Regions from separate parts of the Homo sapiens genome. Here region 1 is linked to region 2. Evidence: read pairs that join two places in POLR2A ChIA-PET (ENCODE). Cell type or tissue: PC-9. All regions are shown on one strand. Links, peaks and the distances in the headings refer to the core of each region. The heading gives the core; the rest is flanking DNA. Region 1 overlaps ZSWIM4 (zinc finger SWIM-type containing 4). Region 2 overlaps NACC1 (nucleus accumbens associated 1).

Region 1 (6,967 bases), core at 518-5,517, 670 kb before region 2:
GTGCTGCGACCTGGGCTCACTGCAACCTCCGCCTCCCAGGTTCAAGCGATTCTCCTGCTTCAGCCTCCCAAGTAACTGGGATTACAGGCACACACCACCATGCCCGGCTAATTTTATTTATTTATTTATTTATTTATTTGGGACAGAGCTTTGCTCTGTTGCCCAGGCAGGAGTGCAATGGTGTGATCTCGGCTCACCGCAACCTCCACCTCCCAGGTTCAAGTGATTCTCCTGCCTCAGCTTCCCGAGTAGCTGGGATTACAGGCATGCGCCACCATGCCCGGCTAATTTTGTATTTTTAGTAGAGATGGGGTTTCTCCATGTTGGTCAGGCTGATTTTGAACTCCTGGCCTCAGGTGATCCGCCTGCCTCAGCCTCCCAAAGTGCAGGGATTACAGGCGTGGGCCACGGTGCCCAGCCTAATTTTTGTATTTTTAGAAGAGACAGCCCGGCGCAGTGGCTCATGCCTGTAATCCCAGCACTTTGGGAGGCCGAGGCTGGTAGATCACCTGAGGTCCGGAGTTCAAGACCAGCATGGCCAACATGGTGAAACCCTGTCTCTACTAAAAATATAAAAAAATTAGCCGGGCATGGTGGCGGGCGCCTGTAATCCCAGCTACTCAGGAGGCTGAGGCAGGAGAATGGCTTGAACCCGGGAGGCAGAGGTTGCAGTGAGCTGAGATCGCACCATTGCACTCCAGCCTGGGTAACAGAATGAGACTCTGTCTCAAAAAAAGGCTTAGAACGCTGTTGGTATGAAGTTAAGTCCTAAGTAAACACTTGCTTTTTTTTTTTTTTTTTTCTGAGACAGAGTCTTGCTCTGTCACCCAGGCTGGAGTGCAGTGGCGCTATCTTGACTCACTGCAACCTCCGCCTCCTGGGTTCAAGCGATTCTCCTACCTCAGCTTCCTGTGTAGCTGGGATTACAGGCGTGCACCACCATGCCCGGCTAATCTTTTGTATTTTTAGTAGAGATCAGGTTTCACCATATTGGCCAGGCTAGTCTTGAACTCCTGACCTAGTGTAGTCTTGAACTCCTGACCTAGTGATCCACCCGCCTCGGCCTCCCAAAGTGCTGGGATTATAGGCGCGAGCCACCGAGCCCAGCCCAACACTTGCTCTTATTTTAATTATGAATAGTATCATACCATGACATTGAAGGTGGTTTTCTGATTCCTTGGGTTACAATGAATATGGCCAGGGCTTCAGGAGCCCCTCAATTTCCTGAGAAAATGCCAAAGACCCGTGGCGCTTGGGGCGAGGGGCTGATGAAGTAAGCCAGGGGCCAGGTGTCCCCTTCACTCCCCCTGCCCCTCCCTGGGCAGCCCAGGTGCCAGGCTCATCTGACTGGTTCGGCAGCTCAGGCCCAGCCTGGGTCATGCAGGGAGATGGCTTCCTCATACCAGCTGGAGGTGGCAAGGAGCCCGTGGTCAGCGGGGCCATGTCCCAGCAAAGGGGCTCCAAAGCAGATAGAGCCGACGGGGCATCATATCAGCCCAGCCCCGACCTCTAGCTGGGAGAAATGGCCTGCTGCAGCCAGAGGTCTGGAGTCCCAGGCCTCACTTTTGTTTTCTGGCTCAGCCTCTACTGGTCCCTTTCTGAGTCTGGCTGCCTGAGATCCAAGGCCTTTCCACTATTCTCATTACATCTCTCCCAGTCTCTGCAGCCCTTTTGTTTTCTTAGCTTGAGGTCTGAGCCCACCCTTCACAGCTGATCTTAACCTGATACTTGGCCAGGCATGGTGGGTCACGCCTGTAATCCCAGTGCTTTGGGAGGCTGTGGCAGGAGGATCTCTTGAGCCCAGGAGTTCGAGACCAGCCTGGGCAACAGAGTGAGACCAGGTCTCTACAAAAAACTTAAAAACTAGTCAAGTGTGGTGGCCTGCGCCTGTGGTACCAACTACTTGGGAGGCTGAGGTGGGAGGATCACTTGAGCTCAGATGTTTGTGGCTGCAGTGAGCTATTATCGCGCCACTGCACTCCAGCCTGGGCAACAGAGTGAGACCCTATCTCCCTTTTTTTTTTCTTTTGAGACAGAGTCTCTCTCTCTTGCCCAGGCTGGAGAGCAATGACATGATCTTGGCTCACTGCAACCTCTGCCTCCCGGGTTCAACTGATTCTCCTGCCTCAGCCTCTCAAGTAGCTGGGATTACAGGCATGTGCCACCACACCTGGCTAATTTTTGTATCTTTAGTAGAGACGGGGTTTCACCATGTTGGCCAGGCTGAACTCCTGACCTTAGGTGATCCACCCGCCTCAGCCCCCAAAGTGCTGGGATTACAGGTGTGAGCCACTGTGCCCGGCCGAGACTCTATCTCTTAAAAAAAAAAATTTGGCCAGGCGTGGTGGCTCATGCCTGTAATCCCAGCACTGTAGGAGGCTGAGGCGGGCGGATCACTAGGTCAGGAGATCGAGACTATCCTGGCTAACACGGTGAAACGCCGTCTCTACTAAAAAATAGAAAAAATTAGCTGGGTGTGGTGGCAGGTGCCTGTAGTCCCAGCTACTTGGGAGGCTGAGGCAGGAGAATGGTGTGAACCCAGGAAGTGGAGGTTGCAGTAAGCCGAGATTGTGCCACTGCACTCCAGCCTGGGCAACAGAGTGAGACTCCATCTCAAAAAAAAAAAAAAAAAAAATTCTAAGCTGGGCATGGTGGCTCACACCTGTAATCCCAGCACTTTGGGAGGCTGAGGCGGGTGGATCACGAGGTCAGGAGTTCAAGACCAGCCTGGCCAACATGGTGAAACCCTGTCTCTACAAAAATACAAAAATTAGCCAGGCATGATAGCGGGTGCCTGTAGTCCCAGCTACTAGGGAGGCCGAGGCAGGGGTATTCCTTGAACCTGGGAGGTGGAGGTTGCAGTGAGCTGAGATCGTGCCACTGCACTCCAGCCTGGGCAACAGAGCAAGACTCCATCTCGGAAAAAAAAAAAAAAAAGAATTCTAAACTTCTACTCTACATTCCCACCTCAGCCCTGTTGCCTTAGGTCTAAGACCATTGCTCAACAATAGCTCTAAGCCTTTGAAATCCCAGCCTCTCTGCCTGAGGTCTAAGACTCTCACCTGTGGCTCTAAATCTTTGTGTCCAACTCCCACGTGGGCCCCACTGCCTGAGGTCTAGGATCATTCTTACCTCTGGCTCTAAACCCCTGGCCCAAAGCATCACTGGGTCCCTCAGCCCGAGGTCTGGAGCCTCCTCTCACTGCTGGCTGACAGCTGCTTCTCTGATCCTCAGCTGGGACCTGCTCTTCTCTCCGTCTCACTACTTCATTCCCCATTCCCCAGCTCAGCAGCCTGAGGTCTAGGGCTCTAGGAGCACTTTCCACCTTCAGCTCATAATCCCGAACCCAACCCCATCTGGACCTGAAGCCTGAGGTCTGGCACCTTCACCACCATGTCTCAACCTCTACCCTTGTCCCTAGAGTGGCCCTCACCTCTCTTCCTTTTTTTTTTTCTTTTTTCTCTTTGAGATAGCATCTCGCTCTGTAACCCAGGCTGGAGTACGGTGGTGCAATCATAGCTTACTGCAGGCTCGACCTCTCGGGCAAAAGCGATCCTCCTGCCTTGGCCTCCCATGTACCTGGGACCACAGGCACCCGCCACCATGCCCAGCTCATTTTTTGATTTTTTTGTGAAGACAAGGTCTCATTGTGTTGCCCAGGCTGGTCTTGAACTCTTGGCCTCAAGTGATCTTCCTGCCTTGGCCTCCCAAAGTGTTGAGATCACAGGTGTGAACCACCACATCTGGCCTCACCCCTCCTTTACATGGGCTCTGATGTGTAAGTTCTGGGATCTCTCCTCCCCTGTTTCTGGTTCACCATCCTCTCCCCCAACCCCTTGTCTAAACCCTGCTGCCTGGGTTCTAGGGTGATCCTTGAGCTTTTGCTCAAAACATCGTGTACAGGCTGGGTGTGGTGGCTCATGCCTGTAATCCCAGCACTTTGGGAGGCCGAGGTGGGGGGATCACGAGGTCAGGAGATCGAGACCATCCCGGCTAACACAGTAAAACCCCATCTCTACTAAAAATACAAAATACAAAAAATGGGGCCGGGAGCGGTGGCTCACGCCTGTAATCCCAGCACTTTGGGAGGCCGAGGCGGGTGGATCACGAGGTCAGGAGATCGAGACCATCCTGGCTAACATGGTGAAACCCCGTCTCTACTAAAAATACAAAAAATTAGCCGGGCTTGGTGGCGGGCGCCTGTAGTCCCGGCTACTTGGGAGGCTGAGGCAGGAGAATGGCGTGAACCCGGGAGGCGGAGCTTGCAGTGAGCCGAGATCGCGCCACTGCACTCCGGCCTGGGCGAAAAAGCGAGACTCCGTCTCAAAAAAAAAAAAAAAAAAAAAAAAAAAAAAAAAAAAAAAGAAATACAAAAAATTAGCTGGGCGCGGTGGCGGGCGCCTGTAATCCCAGCTACTCGGGAGGCTGAGGCAGAATGGCGTGAACCCAGGAGGCGGAGCTTGCAGTGAGCCGAGATCGCGCCACTGCACTCCGGCCTGGGCCAAAGAGCGAGACTCCGTCTCAAAAAAAAAAAAAAAAAAAATCTTGTACAATCCTATCTGGGCCTCGAAGCCTGAGGTCTGTAACCTCCCATCCCCTGGCCCCAGGCCTCCCTCCAACTCCCCCATTTCCAGGCCTGGTATGGACCTCCTGGCCTCCCCAGCAGGAGTGGGGGACAAAGACTCACCCACTTGCAACACGCGGTCCACGGCCCCGCTCTGGAGCAGGTGCAGCCCGCGGGTAAAGGGCACCCGGGCATCGTGCTCGCCCTCTGGGGGCGGGTAACCCAGCGACGAGTACATACATATTTCCCGTTCACTGCGTGGAAACGACCAAAACACGATGCGCTTCTGGACGGGCTCAGGCACCCGGGAGAACCGCTCCTCCACCTGTAGGAAGGGCCAGTGGGTTAGGAGCCTGGGGTTGATGTAATCCCAGCGCTTTGGGAAGCTTAGGAGGGAGGATCGCTTGAGGCCAAGAGTTCGAGACCAGCCTGGGCAACATAGAGAGGCTCCCATCTTTACAAAAAAACTGGCCGGGCACGATGGCTCACGCCTGTAATCCCAGGATTTTTGGGAGGCCGAGGCAGGCAGATCACCTGAGGTCAGGAGTTCAAGACCAGCCTGGCCAACATGATGAAACCCCATCTCTACTAAAGATAAAAAAAATTAGCCGGGTGTGGTGGTGAGCACCTGTAGTCCCAGCTGCTCGGGAGGCTGAGGCAGGAAAATCGCTGGAACCTGGAAGGCAGAGGCTGCAGTGAGCTGAGATCATGCCACTGCACTCCAGCCTGGGTGACAGAGCAAGACTGCATCTCGAAAAAAAAAAAAAAAAGATAAAAAAATAAAAAAATAAAAAAAATTAGCCAGGCATGGTGGCATGCATCTGGAATCCCAGCTACCTGGGAGGGTGGGGCAGGAGGGTCACTTGAGGCCATGAGTTTGAGGCTGCAGTGAGCCATGATTGCACCAGCGGCACTCCAGCCTGGGCAACAGAGCAAGATCCCATCTCAAAAAAAATAGGTCAGGGCAGTGGCTCATGCCTGCAATTCTAGCATTTTGGGAGGCCAAGGCAGTTGGTGCACTTGAGTCCAGGAGTTCGAGAGCAGCCTGGCCAACATGGCGAAACCCCGTCTCTACTAAAAATACAAAAATTAGCCAGGTGTGGTGGCATGCACCTATAATCTCAGCTACTTGGGAGGCTGAGGCGCGAGAACCACTTGAACCCGGGAGGCGGAGGTTGCAGTGAGCCGAGATTGCGCCATTGCACTCCAGTCTGGGCCACGGAGCGAGACTCCGTCTCAAATAAATAAATAAAAATAAAAAAACAGAGAAACCGAGGCTTGAATCCTAGCTTTACTATTTAGGAGCACTGTGACCCCAGGCAAGTCACTTGGCCTCAGTATTCTCAGGTGTAAAGTGGGGAGGTCCACGGCACCAACCTCTTGAGGATTGTGGAGACTAAATATGCAGTATGGATGTAAAGAGCTTAAAGAACTTACAATAACACCTGGCCCATAGTTAGCATTCTAGAACTTTCTTGCGGTTTCCCTCCTGGATCCTCCTAGCTGCAGGGTCTTGGGATTCTGTTGTGAGATCTTCCCACCCACCAGGCTTTGGTGGAGCAGGAAGAAGTTAGAAAAAAGTGATAATAATGATTAAGGTGCCCATCTTGGCTGGACACCTGTAATCTCAGCACTTTGGGAGGCTGAGGCGGCAGCATTGCCTGAGCTCAGGCGTTCCAGACCAGCGTGAGCAACATAGTGAGACCCCATGTCTACACACACACACACAGAATTAAAAATTAGCCAGGTGTGGTGGTGGGCGTCTGGAATCCCAGCTACTCAAGAGGCTGAGGCAGGAGGATTGCTTGAGCCCAGGAGTTTGAGGCTGCAGTGAGTTATGATTGTGTCATTGCGCAATCATTGTTTCACTGGGCTACTGAGCAAGGCTCTGCCTCAAAAGAAAAGAAAAAAGAAAAGAAAAGAAAAGAATGCACACACTATGCTGAACACTTTATGTATGTAATTTCCAAATTCTCACAGCCACCTAGTGTGAGCTTGTCCAACCCACGCCCCACGGCCCTGGCCCAGGAGAGCTTTGAATGCAGGCCAACACAAATTCGTAAGCTTTCTTAAAACATTATAAGATACGTCCGGGTGCGGTGGCTCATGCCTGTAATTCCAACACTTTGGGAGGGAGGCCAAGGTGGGAGGATCACTTGAGGTCAGGAGTTTGAAACCAGCCTGGCCAACATGGTGAAACCCCATCTCTACTAAATATACAAAAATTAGCTGGGTATGGCGGCTCACACCTGTAGTCCCAGCTACTCAGGAGGCTGAGGCGGGAGAATTGCTTGAACCCAGGAGGTGGAGGCTACAGTGAGCCGAGATCGTGCCACTGCACTCCAGCCTTGGCAACAGACTGAGACTCGTTTCAGATAAATAAATAAATAAATAAATACAAAG
Region 2 (10,712 bases), core at 66-5,065:
GCGTGGAGAACTTGGCCATCTTGCGGCTGCCATTGCCGCCGCCCCCAGCCTCCTTCTGGCCACTGTCCCACAGCCGCTTGGCCACGGGCATGCACTGCACGGAGTCCGACTCCTGCTGCTCCGTCTTCACCCGCGACACGAGGGGCAGCGGGGTGCTACAGGCTGGCCAGCCCGATGTCTGCGCCACGGGGCTCTGGGGCTCCGACGATGGGGCCTCCTCCGCATGCAGGCCCTGGGAGTCGCAGCTCGGGGAGCTCACCTTGAGGAAGAACTCGGTGCCCTTCTCCATGATCTCCTGGATCTGCAGGAAGCCAGCCGTGTACATGAGCAGGAACTGGTCGCCCACGTTCATGCTCAGCCGGCCCGTGTAGCAGAAGCTGAGGATCTGCTGGAAAGACTGGGGCTGCACAGCCGCCGGCAGCTCCACCACGGCGCTGCGGCTGTTGTTGAACAGGTCCCGGAAGTAGGAGCTGCTGGCAGCAAGCACGGCCCGGTGGGCCTTGAAGGCATGGCCCTTGACCACCACTGACACGTCACAGTACAGGCCCTGCAGCCGCTGTTCATTGAGGCACTCCAGGATGCTGTTGCCGAAGTTCGGGATCTCCATCTGCAGTGTCTGGGCCATGGCAGCGGCTGCACGAGGGGCAGGGAGGAATGGAGAGACAGAGACGGAGGGACGGGGTCAGGCGGCAAATGTGGGTGCTGGCCTAGCCCTGGCCCCAAAGACCTCCCCTGCTGGAGGGACATCCGCACGATGGAATCTACCATGGTGCTAAACCACACAGAGCCCTCTACCCTATCTGTCCTGGTACAGACTCACTTTTACAATATGTGGTCAAATCTGCTAAGCTAGCTGCAGACCAGGGTGGCCACACGCTATCCCTTGCAAAGAGGAGGGGGCAAAGGCATACTTATTCATATGTACTTGAAGAGTAACTGAATATGCTTAAGTGCTCGGAAGAGTGGCTAGGACACAGTGTGCTACCTCTGAGTGCCAGCTATTGCAAGCACCAGGTACATATATGGTATCTCTTCAGGGTACTGGCATGGAAATGCCAGAAAGGCAGGGTCATCTGACTGTGCAGCAGAGTCTGCAGTGCTGGGCACATGCCCTTCAATCACTGTTTGTATAATGACTAAATGACCACTCAAGAAATTACATGAGGTCAGGCGCAGTGGCTCACTCATGTAATCTCAGCACTTTGGGAGGCTGAGGCAGGCGGATCACTTGAGGCCAGGAGTTCGAGACCAGCTTGGCCAACGTGGCAAAACCCTGTCTACCAAAAATACAAAAATTAGCCAGGTAAGGTGGTGTGGGTATGTAGTCCCAGCTACTAGGGAGGCTGAAGCCAGATAATTACTTGAACCCAGGAGACAGAGGTTGCAGTGAGCCGAGATTGTGGCACTGCACTTCAGCCTGGGGCATAGAGTAAGACTGTCTCAAAAAAAAAAAAGGAAAAAGAAATTGCATGAGGCTGGGTGCAGTGGCTCATGCCTGTAATCCCAGCACTTTGGGAGGGCAAGGCGTGTGGATCACTTGAGCCTAGGAGATTGAGACCAGCCTGGGCAGCATGGTGAAACCCTGCCTCTTACGAAAAATACAAAAATTACCCCGGCATGGTGGAGCACACCTGTGGTCCCAGCTACTAGGGAGGGTGTGGTGGGGGGTGGATCTGTTGTTGAGCCCAGGTCAAGGCTGCAGTGAGCTGTGATTGCGCCACTATACTCCAGCCTGGGATACAGACAGAGACACTGTCTCAAAAATAAATAAATAAATAAATAACTTACATGAAAACATCTCTAGTCATCAGGGAAATTAGAAGAAAACATCATCAGGGAAATGCAAATCCTAACCACAATGAGACACCATCTCACACCCACTAGGATGGCTGGAATCAAAAAAGTTGGTGAGGATGAGAAATCCAGAACCCATTTCCACTGCTTGTGGGAATGTCAAATGGCACAGCCACCATGGAGAACAGTCTGACGGTTCCTCAAACGGTTAAAGAGAGTTACCATATGACCCAGCGATTCCACTCCTGGAATTTATGCCCAGGAAAAACGAAAACATTTGCCTGCATTGAAAACCTGTAAACAAACGTTCACAGCAGCATTATTCACAATAGCCCAAAGGTGGAAACAATCCAAACGTCCATCTGCGGATGGATGGGCCAACTAAACATGGTCAGTCCATACAATGGGATATTATTCAGCTATAAAAAGAAAGGAAATTCTGACACATGCTACAACATGGATGTCCCTGGAAAAGATTATTCCAACAGAAAGAGGCCAAACAAAAGGACCACAGATTGTATGATCCATTTATAGGAAATGTCCAGGACAGGCAAATCCACGCAGACAGGAGGCAGATTAGTGGTTGCCAGGGGCTGGGAGGCGGGGAGAATGGGGGTGTGGTGAGGGAAAGCAAAGGGAAGGCAAAGGTGTGTGGGGTTTATTCTTTTTTCTTTTTTTTTTTTGAGATGGAGTCTCACTCTGTCGCCCAGGCTGGAGTGCTGGGATTCCAGGTGTGAGCTATCACGCCCGGCCTCCTCTGTAATTCTATAGGGTCTCTAGAGGGCAGTGGTCCTAACTGGGCAGAGTGCGAGTGAGAAGGCTTCCCTGAGTAAGGCAGATCTTTCCAGACACTCCAGCTGGCCAGCAGGAGAAAGTAACAAGTACATGCAAAGGCCCTGGTGCAGGAATGCACACCTTCCCTCCCTTCCAGTTAGCTCTCAAGCACCTTCCATGTTTCATTAGCAACTCCACTCAGATCTGCCTCCCTGGGCTGGGCACTGAGAATACAGTGGCCACTCTCCTCCTAATCTGGTAACACCCGTTCCGTCTGAAAGGGCTGCTGTGAGGAATAGAAACGGCAAGTGTTCAAAGGCTCAGAGGTACAACCTAAGGTTGAGTCCTGGCTCCAGCACCGACCTGCTCCTCTGACCAGGAGCTCCAAATCTCTGCTTTCTCCATTTGGAAATCGAGGCTGAGGAGGTCAACCTGATTCTACAAACTCAACCTACACTTATTGTTACTGAATGATCATTCAAGAAATTACACGGAAACATTACTAGTCATCAGGGAAATGTGAATCCTAACCACAGTGAGATACCATCTCACTTACTGAGCTGCTACCCTGGCAGGCCACAAGCAAGACACAGGCCCTGCCCCTTACAACACCCAGGCGAATGGAGGAACCAACTCACAACTTCTATGAGCTCCCCGAATCCTCTTAGCAAGACTTCAGGGCTGGTTTCATACTCCCCTTGCAAAGCTGGAAAAACTGAGGTCATGTGGAAATTGAGGACTGTCCTGAGGTCATCTAAAAATTCATTCACCAGGTTCAAAATTCAAAAGATATGTCCTGAAGGGCGGGATGACTCAAGCCTGTAATCCCAGCACTTTTTTTTTTTTTTTTTTTTTTAAGACAGAGTCTTGCTCTGTTACCCAGGCTGGAGTGCAGTGGTGCCATCTCGGCTCACTGCAACCTCCGCCTCCCAGGGTCAAGTGATTCTCAGCCTCCTGAGTAGCTGGGCCTACAGGCGTGTGCCACCATGTCCGGCTAATTTTTGTACTTGTAGTAGAGATGCGGTTTCACCACATAGGCCAGGCTGGTCTTGAACTACTGACCTCAAATGATCCACCTGCCTTGGCCTCCCAAAGTGTAGGATTACAGGCATGAGCCACCACACCTGGCCAATCCCAGCACTTTGGGAGGCCGAGTCAGGTGGATCACCTGAGGTCGGGAGTTCGAGACCAGCCTGGCAAACACGGTGAAACTCCATCTTTATTAAAAATACAAAAATTAGCTGGGTGTGGTGGCCGGTGCCTGTAATCCCAGCTACTCGGGAGGCTGAGGCAGGAGAATCACTTGAACCCGGGAGGGTGGAGGTTGCAGTGAGTCAAGATTGTGCCATTGCACTCTAGCCTGGGCAACAGAGTGAGACTATGTCTCAAAACAAAAACAAACAAAAAAACCCAAGATATGTCCTGAGCTATCTGCTGCCCCTACCACTTACATGCAAAAAGTGGTAAGGCCAAGATTCAAACCAGGGTCTGCCTAGGCACCACAGCCTGTGACTTCCCTTGCTTGTATCTTCCTTCCTCTTCCCCTCCTCAAAATCACTGCCACCATCCTACGAAAACACAAACAAAACAAAACAAAACCCCAAAACCTCCTTAGGGCAATCAGAGGGTGGAGGCTGGATCTAGGAATCCCAGTTACAAGGCAACAAAAATCTCCGCCCAGGAGCTCAAACTCAGAGCTGAATGGGCCAGGAGCTGGCCACTCTGCATGAAGAGGCAGGAGAAACAGGCACCATGTTGGGGGGCAAAGGACAGAGCCCAGAGAGCCTACTTCAGGGGTCCTGGCAGCCCTGAACCACCTCCCTGGGCAGCCAAATTAAAGCCACCCCTGGTACTGGGGCCCACATGACAAGGACCAAGATGGTCAAGGGAAGAGGCTGGCATCCCAGTTCCTAGAGGGGTGCTCCAAGCTCATTCCCCAGGGAGGAGGACAAAGCCAGGACAGGTGTGCAGTGCTGCCAAAATCCTGCACCTGCCTGTGCCTCAGTTTATTCATCTGTAAAATGGGCTGTTCATCCAACCCATCCTGATGAACTGCATCCTCCTTTGTGGGAGGTGCTGGGGACACAGCCCTAAAAGGACCAGCTGTGCTTATGTGGAGCTGTCTAGTGAGGAGACACCGGGGATGATTTAATTACAGTTGGGGTGGGTATGTCAACCAAGCAGATGGCCTTGGTGGTAGGGACCATAAAAGGTTGAGCAACTGCCAGGACAGAGATAACACTTCTGGGCGGGAAGGTATCAGGTGTGGTCCAGGGACCCAAAGAAAGCTGGTGTAGCTGAAGGGCGATGTAGCAGGGACAGGGCTGCCAGGAAGGGTATGGGACAGGTGGGGTCCTGGCCTACAGAGTGTGGACATCTTTGAAAGTGAGCCCCAGGGTCAGGGCAGCATTTTAAGAGTTATATGTACAGGCCAGGCGCGGTGGCTCACGCCTGTAATCCCAGCACATTGGGAGGCTGAGGCGGGCAGATCACCTGAGGTCAGGAGGTCAAGACCAGCTTGGCCAACATGGTGAAACCCCGTCTCTACTAAAAATACAAAAATTAGCCGGGTGTGGTGGTGCACATCTGTAGTTCCAGCTACTCAGGAGGCTGAGGCACGAGAATCACTTGAACTTGGGAGGTGGAGGTTGCAGTGAGCTGAGATCGAGTCACTACACTCCAGCCTGGGCAACAGAGTGATACTCCATCTCAAAAAAAAAAAAAAAAAAGAAAAGAAAAAAGAGGTGTATGTACAGTTAACCCCTCCAAGGGCACTGTCAGCTCAATGAAGGCAAACATTCTGGCTGGTTTTATTCAAGATTAGTTCTTTAGAATGAAATAGATGCTCAGTAAATATTTGTAAATGTGTTAAAGAACAGTGCAGAGAGGCTGGGCACGGTGGCTCACGCCTGTAATCACAGCACTCTGAGAGGCAGAAGCAGGAGGAGCCCCTGAAGCCAGGGGTTCAAGACCAGTCTGGGCAACATAGTGAGACCCCTATCTCTACAAAAAATTTTAAAATTAGTGGGGCTTGGTGGCTTGCACCTGTAGTCCCAGCTACTTGGGAGGCTCAGGTGGGAGGATCACTTGAGCCAAAAAGTTAGAGGCTGCAGTGAGTGATGATTGTGCCACTATATTTCAGCCTGGGTCATAGAGCGAGACCCTGTCTCTAAAACAAAAAAAGCAAAAACAAAAAACCACATCCCCCGACCCCACTACCCCACCAAAACCAACCAACCAACCAGCCAACCAAACAAACAAACAAAACAGTGCAGAACGGGCACAGGACTGCTTCAAGGTGACCTTACCAAGCACCCAGCACCGGCCACAGGTAATTTTTTTTTTTTTAAAGACAGGGTCTCACTATGTTGTCCAGGCTGGTCTTGAACCCCCCCATTTGGCAATGGAGACTGAAAGGTTACGGGGATAATAGGAGGCAACAGAGATGTGGGGGTTGGGAAGGTGGCCCAGGTCCCCTCCTGAGAATGAGAGCCAACCTGATGCTCAGACTGAGGTCCCCCATACCTTGTGAACCTCAGCTTCAGAGCCCAGCACCACAGCACCCAGGGCTTTGGAGCCTTTGATTAGCAATTGGTCCAAATAGCTCAGCCAATTAGCGCACGGGAGCTCTCCCTCCCTCCATGCTGCTGGGGACGAGCGGAGTGGGGCGACGGGTCTGTGAGCCACAGTGACCTGAATGCTGTTCGTCTAGTTCCCCAGTGGCCCCCGCACAGAGTGGACAGGGGTGAGCTGCAGTGTGGGCCAGAGCAGACCCATCTCTGGGAACCCCTCCATCCCTCTGTGATTGGCCCAATCCGGCCCAATCCTGCCCAATGGACTCAGGAGAAAAACTATGTGGGCCCCTGCAAGAAGCCCTCACCCACGCTAGCCCCAGGAAGGGAGCTAGCATGACTGGACTCAGAGGAAACGGGTCTCTCGCTGGCAGGTCCCTAGCAGGGTCACCTGCTGGCTGAAGCAGGGGTGGGATGGAGTCGAGGATTGAGGTCTCTAAACCACCTAATGGTTCTAGTCCCCACCAAATCCCCACCTAAGTCAGGCTCAAACACACTGCCTGGTCCTCCTCTACTGCAGCGAGGCCTTTGCCCAAGCTGTGCACCCTGCCTGGAATACCCTCTTCCTCCACCCTCAGCTACTCACTTCTCCAGGCTAGAGAAGATGTCCCTCTCCTGCCCCACCCCGGCCACAGTGCCCTTAAGCTTACCTCTGAGGAAACTAAGTCCCACTTGACTATAAACTCCCCAAGGGCAGAAAACCATATGAGAATCATCTCTCCTTAAAATTCAGCATATCAGCACCCCTGAGGGTGTGGGGGACAAGGGCAGGAGGCCACAGGGCAGCTGGGACCTTCCTGGCCAGGACAGTGCCTAGTCCTGGCCCTGGGCCTGAGCAGATCTTCTGGTGAGACCCAAGGGCACAGCACACGGTTTCCATGACTTCCCAACAACTACTCAATAAATATTTGCCAGGTCCCTGCCTGGGCAGGCCACAATGGTGACAAAGTAGCCCTGCCTCTGGAGCTCACAGTCCAGCAGGAGACAGGGCCATTCATCCTTGGTCACACAGATCAATGTGCTACACACTGGGGTGCCTGACCTTGCCCAGAAGGGGTGACACTGGAGCTGAGATCTAGGAAGGGCAGTAGTGGATGGGGAGTGTGGCCCTTCCAGAAAGGGTTTTCACCTCCAGGGGACTGGGCTCAGTCTCAGGGCTCTGCTATGGACAAAGTATGTCCCTCCAAATTCACAGATTGAAACTCTGAGCCCCAATGTGCCTGTATCTGGAGATAAAACCTTTGGGAGCTAATTAAGGTTAATTGAGGTCATAACGGTGGTATTAAGAAGGCAGCTGTCTGCAAGCCATGAAGAGAGCCCTCACCAGAACCTGACCACGCTGGCACTCTCATCTAGACTGCCAGCCCCCAGCACTCTGAAATATAAATGTCTGTTGTTTAAGCCACCCAGTCTGTGATATTTTGTTGTGTGGCAGCTTGAGCTGACTAAGACAGGCCTGAAGCACCATCTATTCACTGATGCCTCCCCCACTGGAGTCTTTGGCCCGGACTTCCCTGTGAATGCCAGACTCGCACACACCCCAGACACCTCCACTCAACAATTTCAGGACCTGGCTCCAGTCCTTCCCAAAACCTGTGAATGCCGTAGCTTCACCAGCTCTGGCCCTCCTCATTCAGATCCTTGGATTCATCTTCAACTCCTTCAAAACCACTTTGTACTACCTTGGCCCCAAGTGACACTGCCTGGGCCCCTACAATGCTTTATTGGGGCCCCTGGCAGTCTGGCCCTGCTTGCTCTCGGACCTACTAGAATGGGAATGGGACAGCCATAGCTCTTCATACTCTCCCTGGTCACATAAAGCCCTTTCTCTACTCTTTTGCTTTTGGAGACAGGGCCTTGCTCTGTCACCCAGGCTGGAGTACAGTGGCACCATCATAGCTCACTTCAGCCTCAAACTCCTGGGCTCAAGCAATCCTCCCACCTCAGCTTCCCAAATAGCTGGGACCACAGGAGCTACATCCAGCTAATTTTTTTTTTTCTTTTTTTTTTTGAGGCAGAGTCTCGCTCTGTCGCCCAGGCTGGAGTGCAGTGGTGGGATCTCGGCTCACTGCAAGAATCGTTCAAGCGATTCTCCTGTCTCAGCCTCCTGAGTAGCTGGGATTAAAGGTAACCACCACCATGCCTGGCTAATTTTTCTATTTTTAGTAGAGATGGGGTTTCACCATGTTGGCCAGGCTGGTCTTGAACTCCTGACCTCAAGTGATCCGCCCACCTCCCAAAGTGCTGGGATTACAGGCGTGAGCCACGGCACCCGGCCCATCCAGTTAACCGAAAAAAAAAAAAAAAAAAAAAAAAAAAAAGTATATGTATATGTATGCTTTTTTTTTTTTTTTTTTTTGGTAGAGACGTGATCTCACTATATTGCCTGGGCTGGTCTCCAACTCCCAGCTGAGTGTTCCTCCTGCCACAGCCTCACAAAACCCTGCGATTATAGGCATGAGCCACTGCGTCTGACCAACAAAGCCCTTCCCGACACTAACTCCCTGGCTTGATTCTCCCTGCTTGACTTATCCTTCTTGGGAGTTCCTATGATTTATTTAGCAAGCTGGCCATTTTTCTTTTTCTAAAAAAAAATTATTTATTTGTGCATTTTTTAGTAATAGAGACGAGGTCTCCCTAATGTTGCCCAGGCTGGTCTCAAACTCCTGGGCTCAAGTGGTCCTCCTGCCTTGGCCTCCCAAAGTGCTCGGACTACAGGTGCGAGCCACCACCCCTGCCAAACTGGGCATTTTTTGGGGCTTCATGTCAGTTTCCCTGGGGCAGGGAGTTTGCCTGTGTAGATCCCTGTTGTGTCCTCTACCCCTAGGACCTGGCCAGGTACACAGTGGGTGCTCACAGTCCTTCGTGGAAAAAATGAACAAAGAATTACTTCCATTCCTCCTAACCTAACTCCCTGTTTTGTTCCACATTAACGTGGCTCAAACAGGAATAGGGCTCAGAAGCATTATCTGTGGCTGGGCAGACAGACGACCTCCTTTGACAGCTGCCAAGGTGGGTAGCCAGCAGTCAGGGGCCTATTGAGACCGCAGTGTTACCTGACGAATTGCTCACACTGCCGGTGGATCCTGCCATCTGCAGGAAGGGGGCTGGCAGGATGATTCCTGGGAGTAGTAACTGTCAGCTCTTAGGGAAGAGAGCTGAGGAATTCCCCAGCCAGCATGGGCCTGTGAGAGACTGTCAAAGGCACAGTCCTTTCCTGATGTCTTTCCAGGGAAGCTGTGACATGGCCGTCGACAGATGCTATGGTCTGAATGTTTGCCTCTTCCCAAAATTCACATGCTAAAGCCTATCTCCAATGTAGTGGTATTAAGAAGTGGGGCTGGCTGGGCACGGTGACTCACGCCTGTAACCCCAGCACTTTGGGAGGCTGAGGAGGGCGGATCACGAGGTCACGAGGTCAGGAGATAGAGACCATCCTGGCTAACATGGTGAAACCCCATCTCTACTAAAAATACAAAAAATTAGCCAGGCACAGTGGTACGTGCCTGTAATCCCAGCTACTCGGGAGGCTGAGGCAGGAGAATCGCTTGAACTCAGGAGGCGAAGGTTGCGGTGAGCCGAGATCGGGCCAATGCACTCCAGCCTGGTGACAGAGCAAGACTCCGTCTAAAAAAAAAAAAAAAGTTAGGCCTTTCAGCCAGGTATGGTGGTTCACGCCTGTAATCTCAGCACTTTGGGAGGCCGAGGTGGGCGGATCACCTGAGGTCAGGAGTTGGAGACTAGCCTGGCCAATATGGTGAAACCCCATCTCTACTAAAAATACAAAAATTAGCTGGGCGCAGTGGTGCACGCCTGTAATCCCAGCTATTAGGTAGGCTGAGGCAGAATTGCTTGAACCTAGGAGGTGGAAGTTGCAGCGAGCCAAGATCACGCCACTGCACTCTAGGCTGGGCAACAGAGCAAGACTCCATCTCAAAATAAAAAAGAAGTTGTTGATCAAAAATTTAAAAAGGGCTGGGTGCAGTGGCTCACGCCTGTAATCCCAGCACTTTGGGAGGCAGAGACAGGCGGATTACCTGAGATCAGGAGTTCGAGATCAGCCTGGGCAACACAGTGAAACCCCGTCTCTACTAAAAATACAAAATTAGCCTGGCATGCTGACACATGCCTGTAATCCCAGCTACTTGGGAGGCTGAGGCAGGAGAATCGCTTGAACCTGGGAGGCGGAGGATGCGGTGAGTCAAGATCGCACCACTGCACTCCAGCCTGGGCAACAAGAGTAAATCTCCGTCTCACCAAAAAAAAAAAAAAAAAAAAAAGTGGGGCCTTCGGGAGTTGATTCAGTCAGGAGGGCTCTGTCCTCATGAATACGAACTGTGCCCGTATAAAAGAGGGGGAGCTTGTTTGTCCTTGCCACCCTGTGCAGATACCTAAAAGGTGCTATCTATGAGAGATGGGCCCTCACTAGACACGGAATCTGCTAGCACCGTGATATGGGACTTCCCACCCTCTACAACTATGAGCAGCTCATCTCTGTTGTTTATCAATGGCCCAGTCTGTTTTGTTTTTTTGAGACAGGGTCTTGCTCTGTCACCCAGGCTGAAGCGTAGT

What was found. ChIA-PET counts read pairs that join two places held together with the same protein. Peaks named below come from ENCODE experiments on the same cell type or tissue, not always from the same donor. Only the 100,000 strongest peaks of a DNase experiment are listed, where the experiment ranks them.
Region 1: POLR2A ChIA-PET joins it to region 2 with 5 read pairs; 2 of 35 experiments call an interaction of 5 or more read pairs at or near these places.

Annotation. Positions count from the first base shown.
Region 1 is chr19:13,797,642-13,804,608 of GRCh38, reverse strand. It overlaps ZSWIM4 (zinc finger SWIM-type containing 4), which reads right to left. Exons shown (of 14, transcript NM_001367834.3): 2 at 4,688-4,889. Among named protein-coding and RNA genes, the nearest start is that of ZSWIM4, 5.7 kb to the right of the region's middle. In PC-9, for the core only: no CTCF peak of the experiment used is centred there; DNase peaks (open chromatin) are centred at 763, 998 and 1,348; H3K27ac peaks cover 1,972 bases.
Region 2 is chr19:13,125,121-13,135,832 of GRCh38, reverse strand. It overlaps NACC1 (nucleus accumbens associated 1), which reads right to left. Exons shown (of 6, transcript NM_052876.4): 2 at 1-633. The coding sequence starts at 625. Among named protein-coding and RNA genes, the nearest start is that of NACC1, 12 kb to the right of the region's middle. In PC-9, for the core only: no CTCF peak of the experiment used is centred there; a DNase peak (open chromatin) is centred at 3,172; H3K27ac peaks cover 1,692 bases.